Regions from separate parts of the Mus musculus genome. Here all the other regions are linked to region 5. A link is a loop called in an ENCODE intact Hi-C map of the cell type or tissue named here. Cell type or tissue: gastrocnemius. All regions are shown on one strand.

Region 1 (5,000 bases), 870 kb after region 5:
GTGTGTGTGTAAAGACACACAGACAGACAGACAGACACAGACAGAGACAGAAAAAGAGACAGAGACAGAGACAGAGAGAGGGAGGGAAGGAAAAAGTGAGGGAGAGAGAGACTCTGTCTCAGAATATAAGGTTGAGAGTGAAAGATGCCCAATGTCTGGCCCCTGTGTTTCCGTGCACAAAGAGTGCACTTTACACAGATAATACACAAAAACTCACTGTGAGGTGTAGCATAATATTAAATAAACTGTTCCTGTCTTGTTTGAACTCTGTGTATTTCTTTTGTGTGGCCTCTTTTTGCTTGTAGAGAAAAGCACATGGTGAGATAGGAGTTTGAAGTCCGCTGTTACCGCCAATTTTAGCTATGGTAACGATGTTAAACGTAAGGTTGTGATCTAAGTTCTCCACAATGACAGATCACATGACCTTGTCTTAATGGAGCCTATTATTTCATGTGCTCATTTGAAAGAAATGGAAGATACAGACAAAATGTGTCCCAAGCTTGAGAAATAAAGTCCATCTTTTGTCACATACAGATGTAAAGACTCGCACTAAACCACCAGTGAGAATTATCTCTTCTTTATTGCCCCCCTTAAAACTAAATAGAACTTAGCTTATTTTCTTCTGCACTTCTACCAGCCCCCAAGTGAGAGCAAAACAGGAGTCAAACAGATCCCTTCCTAACGTATTAACTTCTGAAACAGTTCCCCCATTTCCCTCTAGACTATGGAAGTGTTCTCTGTGAAGTAATAGGTCACAATACTGTATACATTATAGAAATGAAACGAAGCATTTGAGTGATAAGAAAATCATCTTAATAGTTTTCTATTCTTCTCTAAAGGTGATTCCCAGAACCATTTTACAAATACACCAGGGTTGGTGGCACAAAGAATACATATATTTAATATAAATGCTGCATGTAACCACAGAAATTGGTTGATGTGTGGACACGCACCTATTCCAAGTTGTGTATGTTTTCTGAAGATTGCAACTAAGAAATTGTGGTTGCTGATGTGTGCTTCACAATGAAGTTACATATCCAGCTGTCAGACTAATCTAGACTCTACAACTCTATTAATCTAAACTCTATCAGCTAAATGTGATTTTAAAAAAGGAAAAAGAAAGTTGGTTTTCTCTCTTACGAACCACAGGAGTGGTGAGTTGGAATTTGAGTAACAGATCTGAAAATCTACTTCTTATGCTGCAATTACTGCTGCTTAATTCTGTCTCCTCACTGTTATGCAGCCAGCATATGCTGTTACTACTTCTCAGGCACAAACAATTATAAAGCTCACTTGACAAATTATTAGAACCGGCTTAGAAAGGCCAATAGGTTTTACCATTCTTACAATTTCCACAATTTTGTTTGAAACCATGACTTTTCTTTGGCTTAAAGGTACAAAGGCCAAAACAATGTTATTTACCATGTGATTTTAAGGTAAATCTAGGTAAGAATGAATTATAATACTGATTTGAAATGACAGAGAAGGTTAATTTATGAGTTTGCTAACTGCTTTGTTACAGATACTGGACATTATTCTGTGTAAGAACACAGAAAGCAAAGGAATGCATTTACAGCAAACACCCCTATTTCACATGAGAGTGACTAGAAAATTTATAAACATAATTACTTCAAAATATGTCTTCTTTATGTGAACGATTTCTCTTTATCCTGCTGGGTAAGTGCACAAGTGCTGAAACTTTGCCAAATACTATTCTCTGGATTTATTTAAAATAAAAAGACAAATAAAAACTAGAGTAAAAAAATAATATAGATCAAAGTTACAAGAGATCAAATAGGGACTGCCTCCCCACTCCCACACACATTTTTCCTCAAGCAGGTATACATACATGTACATACACACCACAAACACACACACACATACATACACATGCACATACACACACATACTACACACAAACCCACATATATACATGCACACACATACATACCCATTCACCCACACACATACATAAACACAGTCACACATCCCACAAGCATACACATACAAACATTCACACACCACACCACACACACACACACACACACACACACACACACACACACGTATACCTTTAATACACACATGTGTGCATGTGTGTGTACATGTATCTTGACATTTTAATCGATCACAGCTGTTTCCAGTTTCCATTTCCATGCCATTTTTTCTCTGGCATGTAATGTGAAGATATCACTTCTTGTTTCCTTATTAGCCTACCGAATTTTCTTAGAAGAAATACCATCTGTCAGGATATATTTACAGAACCATGTATCAAAGCTTCACTCAGTTCACATGCTAACTTTTCAGACTTGGATGCTGAAGTCAGGTTGATCGGGAACTGCCTTATGCTAAAGTCTTGAGACTATGATTGCAGTTTTGAGGTCTGGGGTGCACTCACCGACATATTTGTCTTGTGGTCTAAAAGGACAGCAGAGGGAGCCCCAGCATGAGCTAAGATGAAGCACGGGCAGAACAAAGACTCTTCAGGGTACAGAGACAGGCACAGTGCCCTCTACTGGAGTTGCTGGTACACTCAGATTTCAACCTGAAACTGTGAGCCCTGAATCCTAAACCTGTTCTCAGCAACCTTGATTAGTGTCATAGTTAGGGCGCATGTAGCGGTGCTTTCAAAGTAAAGTCAACCTTACTTTCAGTTAAAAGTAAATACTTATTAATGATATTTGTTTATAAATACTTCATAGTGTTTCAAACAGAAAGATTAAAGAGCTGTACATTTTATCTGATTTTAAGAGGTTAAATTTCAAAAATTTACACACACACACACACATACATACTCACAAGTTTTAACTCATGCCCTGGTGCTATATTTAATGATTTGCAAGAGTTAAATGTGATATAGAAGGTTAAAAGAAAGTAAATACCTATGTTAAAAATACATGAATTTTGTGCTTAATAAGTCAAACTAATTTTTTTTGGAAACCTCACTCATCTTAAAAACTATTTTTTCATCACTATACAAATAACTTATTACAAAATCCTAACATGATACATAATGAACATCCTTCGTTTTGTGCTTACATAAGTACACGAATCTCAGGTAAAATAGATTTGGTCTTGCAGTACACGAACACAGTCTACGTTAAGGTTTGGGTCAGGGTTTATGTTGACTGAATGGCATATTAAATGTATATAATTTCCTTGCAGTGGTCTAAAGCTAAAGCCAGTTTAATCAATCCATTTCAACTTCTGCTAACTTCATAATTCTTTTTGAAGGCTAATGTACAGGAAGAGACCTTTTAGTTCCAAGTGTTTGATGAAGCCGGTAATTTTATTCTAAATATACAAATATTAATTGTAAGAAATCTCTCATTGTATTTTATCATGTAAGCAAATTCAAATCCACTATAAATGGCTTGTGACCAAGGCGTAATCATTCGAAAATAAGCTCACTGGTGGCTATCATTTTTCAGTAAAGTCTAACCTTAGATTTAAATAACATATAAGAAAGCATTATAGTACATTTAATTATCCCTATAATATTTTAGATGAGAAAATATTTGTTTCCCTAATATTTTATTATGGCTTTACCACTACTGGAAACATGTGAATGTGTTGTGGGAAAGAATATATTTGATGTTTTATTTACATTTTTGACTAATTGAAATTTTCTTTTCAGTGGTTTTTGTTGACTTTTATAACACTGTTTTCAAATGTATACCTTTAATACTAAAAATGGTAGATATGTATATATGCTGACTGTGTGCATATAGCATTGATTTACAGTAAAACTACATTTTACTGTTTTGTTTTCAGACAAGGCTATTGATAATGTAACCTAGGCTGACCTTGAACCCATGAACTTCCTACTACAGCTGTAATTACAGATATGAACCACCATGCTTGGCTAGAAAAAAAAAATCTTTTACTCGAAGAAAATGTGACTCTCAAGAGAGAGAAACATCCTCAACCTAGCGATTGAGTATAAGCAATTCTTTCTCCTTCATATTGGCCTACTAACATGAATAGTTTTCATTATCTATGCCAGGAAAAATCTTCCTTAGCTCTGCCTTGTTTGACCTGAAAAGCCATGAGGAAATTATAACCACCACCCGTGGCAACACATGGCTCTGCATCTTCCAAAACACAAGCCTGATGATCCAAATAAGTAAGAAGAACGCTACGTCACATATTTTATTTGATACATTTTAGGAAATGAATATTTAATGAGAAAAGGCACAAAGAATTTAAATACTGAAAAAAATGTGAGCTTGGTAAATTTAGTTATTGGTTATGTGCTTTTAAATGTATTTTGCACCACAAGTCAATGAGATGAATACTATTTTAATATTGTCTTACAGGTAAAAAAAAATATTTAGATTTACAGAAACAAAAATGATCAAGTAACAGAGCTTACATGAGAAGCCTTGGCACTTGATCACAGCCATTCTTGGTTTTGTTATGTCGCTTGTTCTTTAAAACTACAGCATTCCATCAAAAGAAATAGTAAAAGTTTATTATTGAGGGGAAATGTACAGAGGCTGTAAAAACACTTGTTTTCCTTTGTGGTAAACTCTGAGCATCTTAAACACTTAAGAAATGAGGTCATGGGTGTGGCCCATTACATTCATCCCATTTAATAGAAACTTCTTACAGATTTCTTCCTCAGGGACAGAAAAATTCAGAGAGCTAGCTAGATATGTATCTGCCTGGGTACATGAGACTATTTTTACAAAGATACGTTTTTCAAAAGCCCATGTCTTCTGTATTTTCAATTGTCAGGGTTCTTATTATGGTAAAAATTAAAGGACAGAAATTTCACTACTCCAGCTCTTATTCCCATCATTCTAACAGTTAAAGTATCTATAATATATATATATATATATATATATATATATATATATATATATATATATGTGTGGGGTGTGTGTGGGTGTGATATCACATTAAAGGGTATATAAGGAGTGAGAATTTGATAATTATAGCTAAGTAACTTAGCTAAGGAAAAACTAATTTTGAGTGTGTAAGAATAACACTTATCC
Region 2 (5,000 bases), 320 kb after region 5:
TGCTTTTCTTTTCTCTCCTTTATACCTTTCTATATTCTGAACAATTTTGCTTTATTCTTTAACCTTTCCTTTTGACTCAAGATGAAGTCCTATGGCTTTGGCTTTAAAGCAATTTATAAAAAGTCTTGTTTCTCACTTGAAAGAAAGGGCAGCTCTCTTCTACATTGTGTGATTTCCCTTTTAAACAATAACCATAGCAATGTAAACTTATGTCTAAAATGTTGGGGAAAAATTGATTCAAGTTCTTTAAAATGAATGGTTCATTAACACTTCTCTCTATTCTGATTTTCCCATCCTGGTTTTAGAGCCCTGTATAACACGTGGGGTGCTAAGATCTAAGATCAAAGTTTGTTATGAATATAGAACACTAAAAGTTTTGGACTCCTATCAGTAAGACTGTAAAATGTAGAATGAAGCAACACCCGTCAAGTCCCCGTGAGAGGAGTGAAGGACCTGCCTGATGGCTGACAGGAGGACTCCATACCTCAGCGTCTCAGCAGCAATGACCTGTCCGTACTTCCCTTCATACTTCATTTCTGTTCATACTAAATTTTATGCTTCCAAAAGTGAATCCTTATGTATGACAAAACAAAGACCTGACACTAAAGTCTGCACGCTCCACTGACTCCTGTATTAGTGCAAGCCAGTGTGAATGCTAAAAGTCTGTCAAAGTCTTGTAATAAGTGTTATCGTGTTTCACATGGTGAACCATGCAGACAAGCCTTCCTTTCAGAGATGACAAGAAAGCTGGTGTTGCTAGCCAATCACTGCCTGACTTGAGCACACCCACGGATTAAAACTCCACCCCTTGTTTGTATTTGCATGGTGGAAATTATGAAGTTTTCCTATTTTTCAATCTGGTCCGTGATAAATTGGTACATTAGAGTTTGTTTCTGTTTTCCTGGTCATACCTCACATCTGTTTTCTGTAGTAAGAGACACTTTGGGGTTCAGACCCTATGCTATAGTGTATCACCGTGCCCAGTGCCATAGAGGCCAGAGAACTACTGTATGGGGTGCAATATTTGGTGTGTTTAACTTTATACAGGTTCTTTGGAAGTTCTTAAGTTCAATTAAATTTCATTTCATTCAAATACCCATTGTCTTTAATTTCTCTTGGAAAAACAAAAGCTCCCAACTTCCATGGTTTCTCAAGTCCAAAAAACCCTTTCCGAACCCAAATTTCAATTGCTTGGGAAAAAAAAAATCTATTATGTCTTTGGCATCAGGAATCCATACATCGCAGAGCACCTTGGCGGGTAGCAGCAGAGCTTTGGCTTGTTTTAAAACTGTTCTTTAACGATATGAGTTTTTGGCGCTAATAATAAAATTGACTATGCAATATGATAATATTTGTTTCTGGTCCACTATACAAAATGAAAGCTTAGCTTATTTATTTGATTAAAATGCAGGCGTGCAAGCGCCTCCCGACTTGTGTTGTGTGGAGCAGAACTTACTTTATCAGTCACTTGCCTAACCTTTAAAGAGCCTTAAATAGTACATATGAAAAACACATTCAGAGTAGCTTCCCCCTGGGGATTTTTTCTTTGGTTTAAGAAAATTTTATTAAAAATTGGCATTGCAAATAACATTTTTCATAACTATATGTAGACCTGTTAAAATTTTTATTAAAACTGGAGTTCGGCCTGTTCCTCTTCATCATTCCAGCAGATATTAAAGCGCCGCAGCAGCTGTAGGAAATAGAGAAAGGGATTTTCACAGGGATTTGAGTCTCCCTGTCTCCATGCCTTCAGTGATCGTATTATCATAACTATCACACATAACAAAGCTCTAAATCTAATTCAGATAAAGTAGTCAGGACTCTGAAATACAAAAATCCAAACATATGCCGTAACATTTTTTTTTTTTCCAGTGCTGGCTCCTTTAACATGGATTTTGTAAACTTGGAGAGTCATTCAAGAGATTTTGTATATGAACACAAACTAAACAACATTGTTAGCCATACGTTTGACAGAGATTTAATTAGAGGTGTTTTCATCCGTCCAAGCAGCTCCATTAACAAGACCGTCTATCCTGCATGCACTAGCAAATTATGATCAAACCTCGAAAGGTTAATAAGAATGAAACTAGACGCTTGTTTTGAAGCAGCCTGTATGAATCGAATCACTAACTCCTCAAGAGTCTGAGTCATTTCTCAAGAGAGCAACGTCCTTTAAATGCAGTGGTGAAAATGGTAAGTGTGACCACATGATTCTTTTTGTGAACTAAGGAGGTTAAAAATGAGGGCAGTAAAATTGCAAATGGGCTGAACCCCAAATAAAAATGACACAAAAGGACTTATAATGAGTTTTTCTTAGTGTATACAGGACGAATTTGTACTTTGATGTCTCCGTGCAGGGCACCCCTGTGCCGTGGACAGTTTGTAAAACTCTTATCAGAATTTCCACCCAGTTGGCAGATGAGCTGCTGGGTGTATATATTTATTGTAAGAGTGCCTTCTACTGGTCACACCTCATTTATGATGTGACTATATCGTATAGCAATGAAAATGTATTTATCCTAAACTGTTTATGGGTATGTCTGTTGACTCGGCAAAAAAGATTTTGGTGAATCAAAACTTCAAGGCATATAAACATGGTGTGCCGGGGATTAACACATTTTTATTTCTGTTTTACTTTAGTAGAAACCAAGTCTTTGGAAAAGTTTCTCCTAGAGACAATGTATTTTCTATATAATGCAACTTAAAATATAGACTATTTCCACCTATTTATTTTTACTGTTTTTTATTTCGAAACTGATCTTGTTCTGGGTGCCAGTGTTCAGTTCTCCAGTCACACTGTGTCTAATTAAGATGAGTGGAATGCTTACATTTTATTAATCTCTATAAAATTTGAGAATCATGAAATTTACTTGTAAATTGAGAAATACAGAGAAATTTAAGATATAATAAAACCATCTTAAAATATTTAATAATGTTTCATGCAGTTGTATAAACCTCTTTTAAATATGGAGACATAAAATGATAGCTGTTTTAATCTTTTTGGGAAAAATAAAAAAAAATAAGAAATCATGAAGTCATGAGGAAAAGGTATGATTTTCAGCAAAATATTGTATAATGTGTAACATTAAGTGCATAACTCATCCTCAATGTGCAAGTCGAACAAAATATCTTTATGAACCCCACATTGTTTCAGTTTTTAATTTTAAGTACTATTTAACAGAGAATAGATGATTATACAGTACTAATTTTGCTATTAAATGCTCCAATTCATTTTATATAGATCTGATTTACATTGAATATGTTATCTTGTAGTAATAACTTTTATAGGAAATTCTAAACATGGACATTTGATGACCTACAATCAAATTAGAATCTATGCTGTAAAGGTATTTTATTTTTGCGTGACATTAAATCCTGCTTTTATTGCCTGAAGTTGGCATCTTAAAGGATCTTTATTACACACAAATTAAAAACCAGAATGTCTGATAAAAATTCATTATATTCAATTAGGAAGAATGATTTCAATGGGGCCAATTTTGTTTATGATACAAATGATGTTAATCAGAAGGAAGCCTCATTATTTGCTATATTACAAATTCTTGCTCATGACTAACTCAGTGGTGTTATCTAGCCTAAAACTGAAAGACTTTTCCAAGAAATATTTTCCACCAGCACTAGACTGTCAGGGGAAAAAATCACCGGGGTACAGCAGTTAACGAAGAAAATATCAAAGTTTTGCTTCTTCCACACCTGTTCTCCGTCAAAAGCAAAGAAGGATCATTGATCCTAAGGTGTCCCTTCGAACAATCGTCTCTTCCGGGAGTGAATTATCATCACGCCTTAATATACATGGAGAAAAGAAACAATTAGAAACACACGTGCAACATTTTAAACACAGTCTTTTGGTAAGAATCTAATGAATATGAGCAAGAATCTTTTTAATGGATAAAATAAAATCTAAGAACTGTCAAGGCACAATTTCTGGGCTGGATAGCTTTCTGTGAAGATATCCCTCAATTTCTATGTCTATTATGTCTGCTCTGTTTAGCACTTGTTACTCATAAAAAGCAATGGAGCTACCCCCTAACAGACTTGCTTACTTTGAATGACACACACACACACACACACACACACACACACACAGAGCCTCATTGCTATTTGTGACTCATATGTGACTATTTCCACATTATATGTGTGCCTCTGCCTCAATGAATAATGAACTGTGGGAATGTGTGCACAAGGACATAGAAAGAGACGATGCATGGCAGTGGGCAGTTCATGCACATTCATTTCCATGAGTTAGGCATGACTGCATAATTCATGAATGGCAGAGAAAAGTCACAAGTGTGAATTGCATATGGCCAACTTAATATACCTTCACCAGTGTCAAAACAGTGCTGGTTAAAGAATATGTTTAAGCATCGTGTGTAAATCGTCGTTAGTTCACTGGACATTGCCTATTAAAGGTATTAAAATACATGGTAAAAGTAAGTCGTTCTTTAAAAACAAAATATTTCCCATCAGAACATTCTGTTTTCTCTCAAATTTGCCAGCAAACTGTGTTTTCTTACCTTTGAGTTATTATCTTTATGAATGGAATTGCTATGAACAAAACTGCATAATTTTTAATGCTGTTCTGTGGCATTAGTTTAGGCTGTTACGTTTGTTGGATACAGACAGATCATAGGGTTCCTGCTCAGCGCCTATATTTTAGCGGTGGTCTTTACTGCATATAGAACAGTGGCCTTTGGCTGGAGAGCCAGTATTCTCAGTGCTTTCTACGAAAATGTAACAGCCTTAATTCTCTATGCATTTGTTTTTCTTGGTTGGCAGATTTAAACCATGGAACCAGGCAATTAAATATTCATGGAGAAATGCTTTCTAGCATTATTTAAAAGATGTAGATAGATGATGTAGCTAAAGTGACCCAGGAGCAGAGCATTGGAGTCACAAATATAAAAGAGTTTGAATACAAAGCTGTCTATCCATCATTTTCAATGCAATATTGTTTTACAGGACATGGATGCTTGCAGATGTAC
Region 3 (5,000 bases), 1.2 Mb after region 5:
ACCTCTGCATTTATAAATAAATAAATAAATAAATAAATAAATAAATAAATAAATAAATAAATCACAGTAAGAAACCAAGGAGATTTAAAGACAAGAAAAACCAAGTAACGGGGAGATTAAATAGGTTGTTTGAAGTCACTTTTCTTATACCTGATCTTGCTGGGACTCCAACTCAGGAAATCCGACAGATTTCTGAGTGTACCCACCACCCACCTTGCCAAGAACAGATGGATGAACTGGCTCCAATGAAGCAAGAGATGGTTTGTCAGTTCAGTGCAGAAGCAACGAATCTAAGAGAAGATGGAGATTCTGCCTTTGAACTATCTCTAACAAAATTTCTTCCCAGCATTGAAACGCAATAGTGATGGGACTCTCCAAAACACATCTGAGACCCCCACCCCCACCCCCCGGGAGGAGGGCTGGAAGTGAGCTGCAAGCAAGCTACTGTGGAGTGCTATCACCTGAGAGGCAGGACCTGAGAAAATAGTCTCAGTATCCTCTGAAGAAAACAGAAGCTCATTTGTCAAATACATCATTTTTAAGTTGTAAACAAATAGATAAGTAGCTATATAAACCTACGCTTCTCTGCTATTCAAACTGAGGCACACAGTGGTCTCACTGCTGGTGGGAAGCAGATATGCTGCCCTCTGGAGTGCCCGGTGTGGCACTCCTCCCATCCATCAGGAGTTCCAGCCACCATTCCTTCGGGCTCTCCTGGTTGTGCACAGATTGGGTTTCATGTAGACATGCAAAAAATAAAAAAATAAAAAAAAATCTCTAAGCTTATTCGACATGAAATACAATACATTTGCCAGATAACCAGGACCCTCATATTCATCATAAATCAATTGTGTTTATCCGTAGCCAAGAAAGAACTAGAATGCGCTTTCCTCATTTGGAAATCCAATCTGCTCTTCACAGTAATTATGCTGCCTTTCGTATGAATCATGGTCTCGCACCACAGTGTCAGGGCCCGGCTCGCTCGCTCGCTTGCTCGCTCGCGGCTGTGCAGCACTGAGATGATCCTCGCACTTGGGGGTAGGATTTGGGGAGTTATTGAAGTAAATCCTTTTACTCACTAGACTTTCCCTTTTTTGTGTGTCTCATCTTCAGTCTTTTTGTTCAAATTTTACAGAAAACTTCTGAAAGCCGTCGTAAGCAGGGCAAGAGCACCCTCACCAATCCCCCGGAAGCCACGGAACTACACTCAAGATGGGCGAGGGCTCTCCCCTTGCTCTCATCCTGGCTTTCCCTCAGGAGTCACCACACAGCCAGCTCCCTCTTTTATTTATCCTTTCCACACAGTTATGTTACAATGATGTGCTGAGACTCTCTCCAGTGTAAGAGTCTTCATAGCCAGGCATTGTCCAAATGCACACAAACAAACGTGAGTTGTTCTCTGTGCATCCTCTGTAGAAAGCATAGAGAGAGGTGGGGGTCTGAGGCCCAGCCATCTTTAGTGACATATATTGCTGAAAAGTAAGACTGTAAACGGGAAGCCATGTCTATTTGAGACCTTCTGGAACGTGAGGCGTGGGGGCTTGACCTTATAACCCACTGCCCTTCATGCAGTTAACTGCCCAATTGCCAGAGGAAACCCGTGAACCCAAAACGACAAAAAGGGTCATCTGAGAGGGCGCACCACCAGGTGGGATGTGAGGAAATAGGAACCCAGGAGCCACTGTGGACACCATTATTATGTGTGTGGACACATAGAACATAGTAACAAAAGGAGGGACTTACCACTGTGGCCACAAGTAGACTTTTGCACCGTTGGTGACTGGTGTTAGTTCTCTGGTCCTCTGCGTAAGGCCCTTCACTGGGCAGTCTGTGTATTTGTAAGATGGTTGGGCTTTGCTGTTGCTGTTGCTATTGTTATTGTTGTTGTTGTGTTTTACTTTGTTTGCTTTACCTTTGTGAACAGCAGATGTCCTCAAATGGACTACACCGTGTCCCCTTCCCCCACCAGAAGTTTCTAGAATGGAGCTTTCCTGACACCTAGTGGCCAGATGAGGAATCCCTGATTTCCTTATAAGTAGTTTAATTTAGAAAGTATATTTACATCCCAAATGAAATTTTAGAACATTGCTTCACAGTTTACCACTGATCCCCTGTGAGCTGCTGGCTTGTGGGTTAAATGCAATTCTACTCCTATATTGCTTAGAATTTTAAAGTAAAATTGCTATCAACTGCGGCTAGTTCTGGGTGCATGCAAGCTCACATTACTGTGCTTCCCTCCTGTAATAGTAACTAAGCTTAAGATAAAATACCAAAGGCTAAATTACACATGAGTCTCAAATGAGAGCCTGTGTAAATTAATAAAAACTTTGCATTGTCTCAGATAAATTACAGTGAAGGTACTCTGCATACCACCAAAGGAAAAAGATAAACACTAAACTAGCTACAAAACCTACAGATCTACAGTTGTGTCCTCATAAGAATGCTAGAGAAATGGCAGCACACAGCATGTGGGAATATAACCAAACAATATCTGATTTGACTGAAGGCCCACTCCATGGGATGGAGCCTATGCCGCCATACCTAGCACTGTTTAGGTAACCAAGAACCTAAGACTAGATGATCCAGGGACCTGAGGCAAAACCAAATACTACTGCTCTGTGGAACCACAACTACAACAAAATATAGCAATGAAATGACTCCTGGTGACATTTTGCTGTACGTGTACATTAATGTGTTGCCCAGTCAACATCAGAGAAGTTTCCCCCTGCATCAGATAGGCACAAATACATACACCCACAACCAGACATTATGGAGAATGAAAGATCTCAGAACACTCAGCCCTAAACGAGAGATCTCCATCAAAACTCTCCCCCTCTAGAGTCATCAGAAGAGGAAGCAGAAAGAATGTAAGCACCAGAGGGGATGGAGGACACCAAGCAAACAAGACCCTGTAAATCAACACGAGGAAAGCTCATAGGAACTCACAGAGACTAAGACAGCATGCACAAGACCTGTACAGGACTGCACCAGTCAGGGTCCTCAGCCTGTGTAGTACTACATAACTAGCAATGTATAAACAACATGTATACACACAACATATATACATACATACACATACATATACACATACATACACATACATACATACACACATACATGCATGCACACATGCATACATATATATACACATACATGCATACATACATACATACATGGATGCATACATATACACATACATATACATACATGCATATATACACACATGCATACACACATACATACACATATATACATGCATGCATACACACATACATACATACACACATGCATACATACACATATGCATACATACACATGCATGCATACATATACACATACATATGCATGCACATATACACACATGCATGCATACATACGTGCACACATACATGTAAAACAATGAAAAGGAAAGTTCATGTGAGTCATACAGAGGACTTCCAACAAGTTTCCCCTTTGAGGGAACAGGGAAAGAAAAGGTGTCTATGAAAATTATTGCAACCTAGAATAGAACCTGCTCTTCCTACATCAGAAAAATAATATGCAGGCGTCGTGGTGTTTATCTGGGATCCCAGCACTCAGGAGGCTGAAGAAGAATGATGGGTTCTAAGCCAACCTAGGCTACACAGTAAGCTCAGCAACCAAAGCTCACAGCAAGATCCTGTCTCAAAAGAAAAACAAAGTAGAATAGCTTTTCTAGAAGAAATGAAAACTAATGAGGCTGGTAGGTTAGGTGTCCTGACATAGCAATATGCCTTAAGGCTCTGCCAAGATCACATAAAAGGGAGACGTGGTAGGATATCAAAGTGAAAAGACTGGATCAGTCAGTGATGGACAGAGGAGGGGAACAACTCAGTGGTGCCTTGGTGAACTTTCTATTGCTGTGACAAGACACTGTAACCAAGGAAACTGATAAAAGAAAGCATTTAATTTGGAGCCCGTGGTCCTGAAGGGTTACAATCAATAACTATTATGTCGGGGAGCATGGCAGCAGTAGGCAGTCAGTCATGGCTCTGGAACCATAGCTGAAAGACGGGGGGGGGGGGGGGGCAGGGAGAGGGAGAGGGAGAGGGAGAGGGAGAGGGAGAGGGAGAGGGAGAGGGAGAGGGAGAGGGAGAGGGAGAGGGAGAGGGAGAGGGAGAGGGAGAGGGAGAGGGAGAGGGAGAGGGAGAGAGATCACCTGCCCCAGTAGACCATCTCCTCCAACAAGGGCACATCTCCTAATCCTTCCCAAACAGTTCCACCAACTAGGAACCAAGTCCTCAAATATATCTACAAGGTCCATTATCATTCAAACCAACACAAGTAGCTTCTGAGAAAAGTGTTTGAGATGCTGCTGTAGATGCTTAGGCCAGAGAGAAACTTGAAAATTCAGAATTATGACCAATCAGCACAGTCAAAGATGCATTCCAGTGAGATTATGCTGGTGTAACAAACAGATTTAAAGTTGAGCGGGCCAAGGCTGCTGCATCTACATTTCACAGGATCCTTAAATCACATTTGTAAAATCTCCTCATGTTCCTCGACCCCAGGACATTTTATTCTTTTGCATGGATGAAGCTGAATACATATATACCTTTTTTTGTTCTTTAGAAATATCTTAAGACCCAAGTCAGGAATATCATATAATTTTTGTAACAATATACAACACAAATGCTCATAGCCTCGAAGAAGACTGGGATATGTCTGTTGTCTTTAGTTTGCCTGCGTTATAACTAGATTGTTATGGAATAATTATTTTTCTATTACGGAATTTTCAAATAATCTCTATCAACTTGCAATTCTCTGCTTTCATTTTTATTCACAGGTTCATGATTATACTTCGCATACACTCCAAGAAAGCATCAATTTAGAAAGGAATATATTTCATATGTACATTTATAATCCCCACAATTTACTCACAGGATCTAATACACAGTCAAAAATCCAGTTTTCCTTCAGTAAATTACTCTTGTTACCCAGCAGGTTAAAGGACTTCACTAGCCATTCCCCTAGTGATAGAT
Region 4 (5,000 bases), 860 kb after region 5:
TCACTGAGCCATCTCCTGCCCCAGTAATAGCATTTAAAGGCTGATATGTTGGTAAAAATCTCTTGCCTTTTGCCGTTTGTCTGCACACCTGAAGACAATCAGTCACAGTCATGAATTTCTAGAATCAGAATTATAAAGTCCAGTAGGAATAAGAAATGTTTAGTAAAAACTGGACTCTAAAGAGACTTTATTACTATAAACAAAAATAAGTCCATGTCCTTTCCATGAAATGTTATAAAACATATATTAAAATACAATGAGCCTCTTTGGATATTAGTATCATTAACTTTTGTGGAATTTTGCAAACCTTTCCCATATTTAATCTTGCAAATCCCTGTGGCAGTTAAGGTTCCCACCACTGCTTCCTCTTTGTTTCTTCTGTGCAAGTATAATCTAGCTGAGTTACAGAGTATTAAAAACATACTTCCTGATGATGAATCTCTAAATTCTTACAAAGTTTATCTCCAATTTTCTGGATTTTGAGTATATTATTCATGTTAGGTAACATTTACAGAACTAAAGATCACTTTACTAATTGGTGCCATTTGCGAAAATAAACAGGAAAAAATATGTACAGGTTTCAGAACTGTTTTGTGCATATTATGACTACCTTGGAAGATGGGCTGTTTGTCCTGTGTTTTCTCGCACAGAGTGTTCTAGGACAAGCCTGTTTGCCCACTGAATTATGCATTTCTGCCTTCCGTTATTTTGTTCTAAATTAATATCTTCTTTCAGGGACATGGAATCTTATAACGGTGAGCCACTCATTTCTATTGCCAGTCATTACTGTGCCTATCATTAATGAAGCACATCACAGAAGAGCCAGAGATGGAATCTGCCAAAACAAGCCTAAGTCTTCACAGTTGTCAGGGAGTTAATTACTACACACAGAGAGGAGACTAGTCACATTCCTGAGCCACTCCAGAGGAGTCCTTTTACCATATTGCTTCTAGAGAACTGTTCTAACTAATGACAGCATTTCAACTGAAATTTCTGCCATCTAAAACCCTGAAGACATTAAAATAAAGCTGCCTACACTCTAGCTTAGGCCACTTTTACTGTTTCTACCCATGAAGGTCTCTGTTCTCTTCAATAGCCCAAGAAGGTTCCCTTTATTTCTTTACTCTATTTTTCCCACCTTATTTTTATTTGTTCACTCACTTGCCCTCCTCCCAATCACTCCCTCCAACAATCCTTCCTTCTTCTCCCCACTTCTTCTCTGAGAGGGTGGAGATCCCCAGGGTATCGCCCTACCCTGACACATCAAATCTCTGCTGGGCTAGACCCATCCTCTCCTACTAAGGCAAGGCAAGGTAGCCCAGCTACAAGAATATATTCCAAGGACAAGCAACGGCTTTTGTGATAGCCCCTGTTCCAGCTGTTTGGGACCCACATGAAGACCAAGCTACACATCTGTGTGTCAGGGGTGAGGTTGGGGGTGGGGTTAGTGGGGGAAGACCTAAGTCCAGCGTACCTATGCTCTTTGGTTGATAGTTGAGGTTAGTTGACTTTGTTGGTCTTCCTGTGGAGTTCTTATCTCTTTGGGGGCCTGCAATCCTTCCACCAACTCTTCCATAAGAGTCCCCAAGTTCTATCCACTGTTTGACTGTGTCCCTATGAGTCTGGGTAGAGCCTCTCAGAGGATAGCCATGCTAGATTCTGTTATGCAAGCATAACAGAGTATCATTAATAGTGTCAGTGCTTGTCATGGGATGGGAAGGGTAATGGAGTGTGGTCAGGATGGGAAGGTACAGGAGAATGGCCAGATGACCATGAGAATGAATGGAAATCTTCAACTGACAGAGGTGGGGAGGTGGGAAGATCTAGAGGACATGATAGAGAACTGAGACAAGGGAGGCACTCAAGAATAAATGTGGAGTGACCTTTAACTGTGGCTCATAGCAGTCACCAGAAAGAAGTTACCGCCTGTAGCCAGACAGGAACCCCATAGGAGCAATAGGGACACCAAACTAACTACAAAACTTTCAGCCCAAAACTTATCCTGTCTACAGGAAATTCGGGGGCAGAGGATGGAGCAGAGACTGGGGAATTGTCAACCAGTAAGGCCCAACTTGAGACCCATTCCCACTCTCTCTTTTTTTTTAATTTTTTTTATTACATATTTTCCTCAATTACATTTCCAATGCTTTCCCAAAAGCCTCCCACACACACCCCCCCTACTCACACATTCCCATTTTTTGGCCCTGGCGTTCCCCTGTACTGGGGCATATAAAGTTTGCCTGTCCAGTGGGCCTCTCTTTCCAGTGATGGCCGACTAGGCCATCTTTTGATACACAGCTAGAGTCAAGAGCTCCAGGGTACTGGTTAGTTCATAATGTTGCACCTACAGGGTTGCAGATCTCTTTAGCTCCTTGGTCGCTGCTCTGTGATCAGGGCAAAGGCAACTCTCCATTTAATGAGGGATTACTGCCATCTTGTGGCTGTCATGGTGGAAGGCATCTATCCCTAAAGCACCATGGAAGAAGAGAAAGAAAAAAAAAATAAACAACCAATTTGTGTTAGATTTCATCATTCATTCTGTAACTCCAAGTTTTTAAGAAGGACCATAGTCCACATTATCTTAGTGACAGTACTGGGTTGATACCATAACATTTAAGAAGATGAACGCTGCTCTACACTTTCATTAAAATGAAGTTGTAAGATAAAATGTCAACATAAATGTAGTATTAGTCCAAGATATAACTTCGAGTCTACAAAAGATAGACGATTAATAAAATAAGTGGAGATACTAAGAGAATCTCAGCTGCCCATTCTCACTTCAGCCATGTGCTTTCCTCGTCTGCAATGTTAAGAATTGGCAGAGCGTCATTAGCTCCTTAGGTTCAGATATTTCTAACTCTGAGGTGATATATTTGCCACTCATCTCAACAGCCCATGTCAGCACCGGAAATTGGCCAAGACCCACTAATAACCAGAAACAGATTCTGAGGGAACACTTCTCTCAGATCTGTGAGGCACATGTTGTCTTCAATATTCTTTCCTTCGACATGTGACAAACTTGCAAATTCTGCATTTTTACGACTCAGATGGCTGGCTCGGCAAGTGAACGGTGGGGAGTGTATACAATAAACACATGTAGGAGCAGTTTTCTCTGATCTCTAAAGCAAAAACATTATTCCGTTTCTCTGTCAAGATGTGTGAGATGCCACTTGAAGCATAAATTCGCTTTTTGACCAGAAGCTTCAGGGACGAATTATCTGTATGGTTTTGATTGAGAAAGGCAGCGTTCTAAAACACCAATGACTTAAATAACCAGAGATACCAAGAGAACATTTTCTCCCCATATGACATCTTGCTCTGAAATATAAAATCTTAAATGCTAAGTAGAGAACACTCCACCTGGTGGTAGAAGAAAAGGGGTAACAGCTTTCTCAAAAAACCCTCAGGAGGAAAAGATGGAGCGAATTGCAGAACACTCAAGGCAACAAGAGTTAGAGAGTGAGATACTCCCATACACCACTGTGGTTGGCAAGCATCTTTAAAGCAAAATCCAGACAGAATCTGCCTCTCCATAAATCTTTCCACCCCTTTCCATTACTAGTTAGGTATTGTTGGCTCTAAGCCATCTGATTTTACTCTGATTTATTAACTGCTATGCATTATATATGAGATTCGGGTTTGCTGGAGAGTTACCCTTATGGTCATTGTTGCATACAAATCAGCTACTGTTAGAAACGTTTTATGCTGCTGGCACTTCTGTGAGGTGATGGTCTAATGTGTAACTGGGAAAGAAAGCCTTCCTGTTATATTTTCCCACAAATGTTCCTAGAACACACAGTGCAGGCTAAGAACAATGGTCCTTTGTTCTGGTGTAAAATGGAGAAAAAAGTACGCAGAACAATAGATGGGGAGAAAGCAAAACCTGTTGTCTCAATCAGGGCATTGGTATTCTCGAAATCATAGCTACCACCTTGAGCCTTTTTCTCTGGTGATACCAATTGAAGCTTGAAAAAGCGCTAATGCAAGCAAGACCACTTACTCTTAAATGCCGACAACCTGGTAGCTCAGGGGTCGAAGCAGCTCTGCCTCTGAACGGAAAAAAAAGTGTTCCACCCTCTGGCTTTCTGCATTGAGATATTTGATTAACTAAGCAATTTAACTCCAATCTCTCGCCCAGCTCTCAGTACAGTGAGGCTTCCCTTTAGAACTTAGCTTTCAGGAGTGTTTGCCCTAACCCAGTGGTCCTCAACCTTCCTAATGCTATACCCCTTTAATACAAATCTTTATGTTGTGCTGACCCCCAACCATAAAATTATCTTTGCTGCTACTTATAACTGTAACTTCACTACTTTTATGAATCATAATGTAATATTTTTTTTTTGAGATAGAGGGTTGCCAAACATGATTGCGACCCACAGGTTGGGAACTGTTGCCCAAAGCTGATTTTATATATACGTGTGTGTGTGTGTGTGTGTGTGTGTGTGTGTGTGTGTGTGTGTGTGTGTGTGAGTTTATCAAAGGCTTTGGGTTACTTGTGACCAACAGAGTTGACACTAACTTACATCTTTCACGGAAGGGAAAAGCAAGTACCTGGTCGTATTACCTTTTTAAAGGGGAAGCTATTCTTCGCTTCCTTTGAGACAACATCTTACTCCATCCATGCACTGCAGCCCATGTCACTGTGGCAAATTACTAAGTGTTAATTAACACCATTATATTCATAAAAAGTGAATCCAATATTTTGTCTTCTTAGTTTCAGTAAGACTGCCCCAGGTGTACTAAAATCACATCAACTGAGACTTTTGTAAAACAGTTTTAGAATCTAACATATGGATATATGGACCTATAAATAATCTTTTGAGTTTGAATCATCCATGGATGCATTTCCTAAATTTTTGAATGATTGTATTTTCTCTTAATTAATCAAGTATTAATGATTACCTATATAGTCAGCTGCTTAGAAAGCTTTCATTTGTATTTGGTATTAAGACCATTTACTGGACATCTTTTATATAATACTCATAACCTCCAAGCATAAC
Region 5 (5,000 bases):
GAGTCGCTCTAACAACTGCTGCATATATTAACAGCAGTCTGTGCGGAGTAACCGCCTAAGCAGCCTAAAGAAACTTTGAGTGAGAATGGAACGGGTTGGGAGAGTCGCCACCTGCAAAGAATGCTTGCCACCGACCTTCAGGGACTGACTACCTGGACATCTGGTACAATTTCCCACTGGGGTGGGGGTGGTTGGAAACCACAGGAAGAGAGGAGGCTTCTGCCAAGAAAACTGCAGGTTTAATGGCGGAGGTGGTGTCCAGTGGGGAAAAGAAAATAGATAACTGTCACCACCCAGTTCTCCTGTCTCTTTGCCTTTGCAAGCTTCAGATCTCCTCCAGCTAGCACCTGCACCTTGCCTTCCAGTTACATCCAAGATCGCTCCACTTTCCCCCACAACCTTCTTCCTCAGGGCTCAGATCCCTCCTCCAGACACCACCATTTTGCCTTTTGCTCCAGAAGGTTTGAATGTTAGAAGGCCTCCGCTTTAAGCGGCTTCATAATGGAAACCAGATCGTTTTGCTTTTGTGGGTAGAATAGGAGTTCACATCGTTCGAGTTTCGCCAACATTTGCTGATTAAGTGAATGGGAGCCCAAGAGGAAAACAGGGCCTTAGCGAGGGCCAGAGTTTACTCGCGTTCTCCGAAGGCGATTAAGCTGCGACCCCCAACCCCCGAGGGAGAAGGGATGTTTAGGGACCCAGAGTGTCGGGAGGGACCTAGGAGTTTTCTTCTGAGGCGGGGAAAATCTAGGACTTGGGGCAATCAGAATACTTTCAGCCCAGCCAGTCTCTCAAAGCTTTTTAAAAATTAATGGCATGGCTGGGGGTAGGGAAAGCGGGCGAAGTACTGGGCGCCTGTCGCAGGGCAAACCGGACAGACTTTGAGGCCAAGCCCGGCAGTGCTGTGGGCTTTATGCCCTACTCTATAGCAACGGCGCCCAAACATTCTGCACTCTCTTCTCTTCCTGAAGGTCAAGACCATTTGAGAGTTCCTAAAAACGTAGCCATACGTGAAGTCTTTAGCTGGACTTTGCTCCTTTCTATAGGACTGGCCAAAATGCCTCCCTCCAAGTGCCAGGCCTGGAGGCTCGATTAACTCTCTCAGCCCCTACACTGCCTCCAGTTTCAAGTTTTGAGCTTAGTGGTGGTATATGGAGCCCGCCTTAGCCCGAATACGGATCTGGGGAGTCTCCCTTAGAGAGTCTGCATCTGAGGCTATTTGAGGAAGAAGAGGTGGGCGCCGTCACGGGAGTGTACTGGCTTCATCTTTTTCACTACATGATATTTAAAAACATGCATTTTTTAAAGTATAGGAAACCTTAAAAGTACAAAAACTAAATTCAAGTCAGAAGTTTGTATAGTCTATAAATTATTTTCTGTAATCTCCAAAAGGTACTTAACTCTGGTGATCTTCCCGCAGTGATTAGAGGTTTTACCTTACTGGTGCATATTATTATTATTATTATTATTATTATTATTATTATTATTATTATTATTGTTATCATCATCGTCATCATCATCATCATCGTCATCATCATCATTTTGATTTATCAGTACACACACACACACACACACACACACACACACACACACACCACAAACCAGCTAAAACCCAAGGTTTTCAGTATCTTGTCCCACTACATGCCTTTTTAAAATGAATGCTATTAAACACATTTGGACAGCTTTTTAAAACTTAAGTCCAAAAGATAGAAAAACAGACATTTTTGGCAATATAGGGGGAGAACCTTTCATACACTCTTTAAAATAATCCGTCCTTCAAGTAAACGCCACAATTCTTCATATTCATATTCATATTCATATTCGCTCTCTCTCTCTCCCCACCATTTTCTTTTTCCTTTCTTTCTCCTATTATTAAAAGCGAATGCCAGGACACTTGACAGCGGGGACTAAACTCTGTAGGCTCTCAGACACATCCTGCCTACCTACAAGGACATCATCCCACTGCAGACTCCTTGACGGGGTCTGCGTCTATTAGCCCCAAAGCAGGCCACCTAGCCTCAGAAACAATTCTTTGGGTCAACGAAATCAGGGTTAGAGGTGGGGTCGAGTTCTAGGGTCACAAGCCACAGGATGTAACTTGCCCTCCGCTGGGCGGCGGCTGCCCCCCCACCCCCACCCCTGGGCCTAGGCCGGGCTTGCACAAAGCCTTCTCCCTGGGATTCATCGCTACTCTTGATTTTTAACCATATCCCAAACATTCTCCGGTCTAATAATTTATTTTTACGACCGATTATCAAACAGAAGAAGAATTTAACACAATCTTAATGACAGAAATCAACCGACATTATCTCTGCATTGCCCCCATTTAACCCCTTGGGGTTAATCCCGGACAAGTGAGCATTTAACTGACCCAGCAGGAGGACTCAGGATGGGAAAGCTGCAGGTTGCTTTAAGCGTTTTTGATTCAACAAATGCTGCTTTCTGCTCAGATACCCGCAGAAAGTCTTTTTTTCCTTAGTAATACTTTTTATTTACTTGACTGCAGTTCCAAATTACCCCCTCTGGCAATATTATATTTGTGTAGGGGTTGGGGTCGAGGGCTGTGGGGAGTTTTATCTCCTCACACAATCAAAGGTCAACAACCTCCTAAGGTCCGGCACTTACTTATTTTGAAGCTGGGAAAACCCGGAGACTAGAAAAAAATATGTAAATTAGAATTCTACACCTATTCCAAATGAAGGCCCCTCCATCTCTTATACACACACATACATTATCTAAGGATGAGTTTGTATTTCTCCAGGGCCTTTGCTGTGCGTGAGAGACATTTTCACCTTTTGCACAAGCCTATGGACTGGTCTAGGGTGAAATCAAACAACGAAGAAACTACATTATTCAAGCCCAAGGCCTAACAGCTAACACAGCAGCAGGGGCTCTTCAACAGGAGCACCCAATCGCTGCGGCCCTCATGTGCTGTGCATCGTTCTGTCTCCTGCTCTTTAGGGCTGTGGTCCAAACCCAGACCCTTCAAAGCGAGCCTTCAGCACGACTTTCCAGCGTTCGCCTGGCGCGATAAACTGCACCCAGCCGCCTGGGCGAGGCTTGGCTGTGAGCTTCAGGGACCGGGTGGGCCCTGATGGTGCAACGTGCAGTGGGACCAGGAGAGCGACAGAGGTCGCTGTTGGACCACTTTGCACACCAGAAGCAGCGGCCGTAGTAGGCTGGGGCGTGCGCAGGGGATCAGACCACAGGGAGAGAGAAAAGGGAGAGGTGTTGGGTCTCAGGAGTGCAGTATAATTTGTGGAAAGGAATTAAAGTCCCTGGGACGGCTGCTTCGCGCTCTACCCAGAGGCCAATAGTCTAAGTTCTGCAGCAGGGGACACCGGCTTTGGCAGCTTCGCCCGCCCGTGCTTCACCGGCAGCCCGGAGTCCCGGAGGCAGGAGCCCGGCGCGCGGCCTGCGCTTCCCTCCCCCCTTACCATTGGCGCCGGGGTGCTGCCGCGGGAACAGCTTGCTGCTGGCCGACTCTTTCCGGCTCTTGGGAGAGTCCGTGAACTCGACCTTTTTGATTTCGGAGTCTTTGGAGAAGAGACATTCAACGGCTGCCGGCTGCACGCCTGGGCCGTTAGTGCGCCCGCCCCACGTGCGGTGGCAGCGGATGCCAAAGGGCGGAGGGAAGGAGCCCCGGACCAGGGTTAGGGGGCGAGGCGGGACGGAGGGGGAAGAGGGACAGAGAGCAAAGAGCCCGTTAGAGGAAGGACAGACCACACTCCCAGCCCTCCGGCCCCTTGGCAACCCAGTGAGGGCAGTGATCTGTCCCTGGGCCACCCGACGGGAAGCTTAGAGGAGTGTCAGAGCAGTCCTTGCTAGTTCGCCTGAGCCCAAACCTCCCCGAAAGGGCAAGGCCACGGCTGTACTAGTTTGATTTCCTTTTCGCCTAACCCCCCCCTGGAGAAAGTTCCAGTTGCTGGGGGCCTCGCTGTCGAGCCGGAGCCTTCTCCTCTCTCTCAAGACGCAGCCTGACTCCCTTCTAGGGACCCGGGCAGGAGAAGTGAGCTTCTTACCTAATTGCACGCAGGCCGACACTAGTTTGCGACAATTGGTCTCCATTCCCGGTTATCTGCAAAACAGAAGAGAAGTGGGACTTTGAGAAGTGGCAGCTGTAGGGAGTTGGAGGCTCAAAGGCAGCTAGCTACTTGCGCGGAGGTCAGGATCGACTCTAGGTGTGAAGTGTGCTGCTAGGTGCTGGGGGATTCAGGCACGCCTCTCGGGCCGGAGAGCCCCACGGAGTCCAGCAACGTCTTCCGGGCTCTAAATCCAGGACTCCCACCGAGATGTTTACCTGGAGGAATTAAGTCCCCAGTTGAAGGGGAAAGGGCCCAGAGGTTAGGAGGCCAGTGAACCCACAAGCTTCTGGAGAAGCTGCGGGGACTACGTTCAAGGGCGCCTAGGCCGAGGAGCCACCTTAAGCTGATACACGATTTGGGGGTGGAGAGAATGGACTTCTCTTTGGAAAGATCGCCATTCAATACGGTGTCAGTCAATTTGAGCTCAGCAAACATTTGCAGAAGGCCAGAAACAGCATGCCGGGTCGCACAAAGCAACTTTCCCTCCGCTTTTCTGTTATTCTGAAAGGGAGGGAACTCTCGGCCAAGGGTGCTCCAGGAGCGAGCTGAGTTAGGGCCGCTCATCCACCAGGAGCCGCGTTTCCATATTTAGCCATACTTTTCCCTGGAGATACTCATCCAGCCATTTATTTACCCTAAAGTATGATTTAAGATCGTAGAGCCGAGTTACACGACGGGCTGGAGCGAGACAGGAGACCCGGGCAAGCGTTTCTGGAGGGGCCGCCAAGCCCAAACAGCACCGAGGAGGCTGCTCCTCCAGTTTCGGCCTTTGCCGTCCCAGGCAAGCTAGATCCTTTTCAAATTTCCAACCGCAACTCAGACAGCCAAGCTTTTGACGCGGCCCCTTTTCTTTGCCACAGGCAAACCGGGAGAGGTGGGTGGCGGAGGGCTAGATGGAATGGTTGCTTTCAAGAC

The links. Peaks named below come from ENCODE experiments on the same cell type or tissue, not always from the same donor. Only the 100,000 strongest peaks of a DNase experiment are listed, where the experiment ranks them.
Region 1: it touches region 5 in a loop (13-fold over the local background); 30 of 42 quality-filtered maps call a loop at or near these places.
Region 2: a loop joins it to region 5, with 18 times the contacts of the local background. A loop is called at or near these places in 5 of 42 quality-filtered maps.
Region 3: it touches region 5 in a loop (4-fold over the local background); 12 of 42 quality-filtered maps call a loop at or near these places.
Region 4: a loop joins it to region 5, with 16 times the contacts of the local background. A loop is called at or near these places in 31 of 42 quality-filtered maps.

Annotation. Positions count from the first base shown.
Region 1 is chr3:128,334,699-128,339,698 of GRCm38, reverse strand. No RefSeq gene overlaps it. Among named protein-coding and RNA genes, the nearest start is that of Gm52639, 37 kb to the left of the region's middle. In gastrocnemius, a CTCF peak has its summit at 2,476 (motif pointing left); a DNase peak (open chromatin) is centred at 2,476.
Region 2 is chr3:128,884,035-128,889,034 of GRCm38, reverse strand. No RefSeq gene overlaps it. Among named protein-coding and RNA genes, the nearest start is that of Gm40148, 120 kb to the right of the region's middle. In gastrocnemius, a CTCF peak has its summit at 2,472 (motif pointing left); no DNase peak of the experiment used is centred here; H3K4me3 peaks cover 426 bases.
Region 3 is chr3:127,999,070-128,004,069 of GRCm38, reverse strand. No RefSeq gene overlaps it. Among named protein-coding and RNA genes, the nearest start is that of Gm35667, 31 kb to the right of the region's middle. In gastrocnemius, a CTCF peak has its summit at 1,999 (motif pointing left); DNase peaks (open chromatin) are centred at 1,646 and 1,977.
Region 4 is chr3:128,346,746-128,351,745 of GRCm38, reverse strand. No RefSeq gene overlaps it. Among named protein-coding and RNA genes, the nearest start is that of Gm52639, 24 kb to the left of the region's middle. In gastrocnemius, CTCF peaks have their summits at 2,460 (motif pointing left) and 3,365; a DNase peak (open chromatin) is centred at 2,407.
Region 5 is chr3:129,203,015-129,208,014 of GRCm38, reverse strand. It overlaps Pitx2 (paired-like homeodomain transcription factor 2), which reads right to left. Exons shown (of 5, transcript NM_011098.4): 2 at 4,023-4,078; 3 at 3,438-3,575. The coding sequence starts at 4,068. Among named protein-coding and RNA genes, the nearest start is that of Pitx2, 5.6 kb to the right of the region's middle. In gastrocnemius, a CTCF peak has its summit at 3,120; DNase peaks (open chromatin) are centred at 2,023, 3,121 and 3,643; H3K4me3 peaks cover 1,987 bases; H3K27ac peaks cover 916 bases.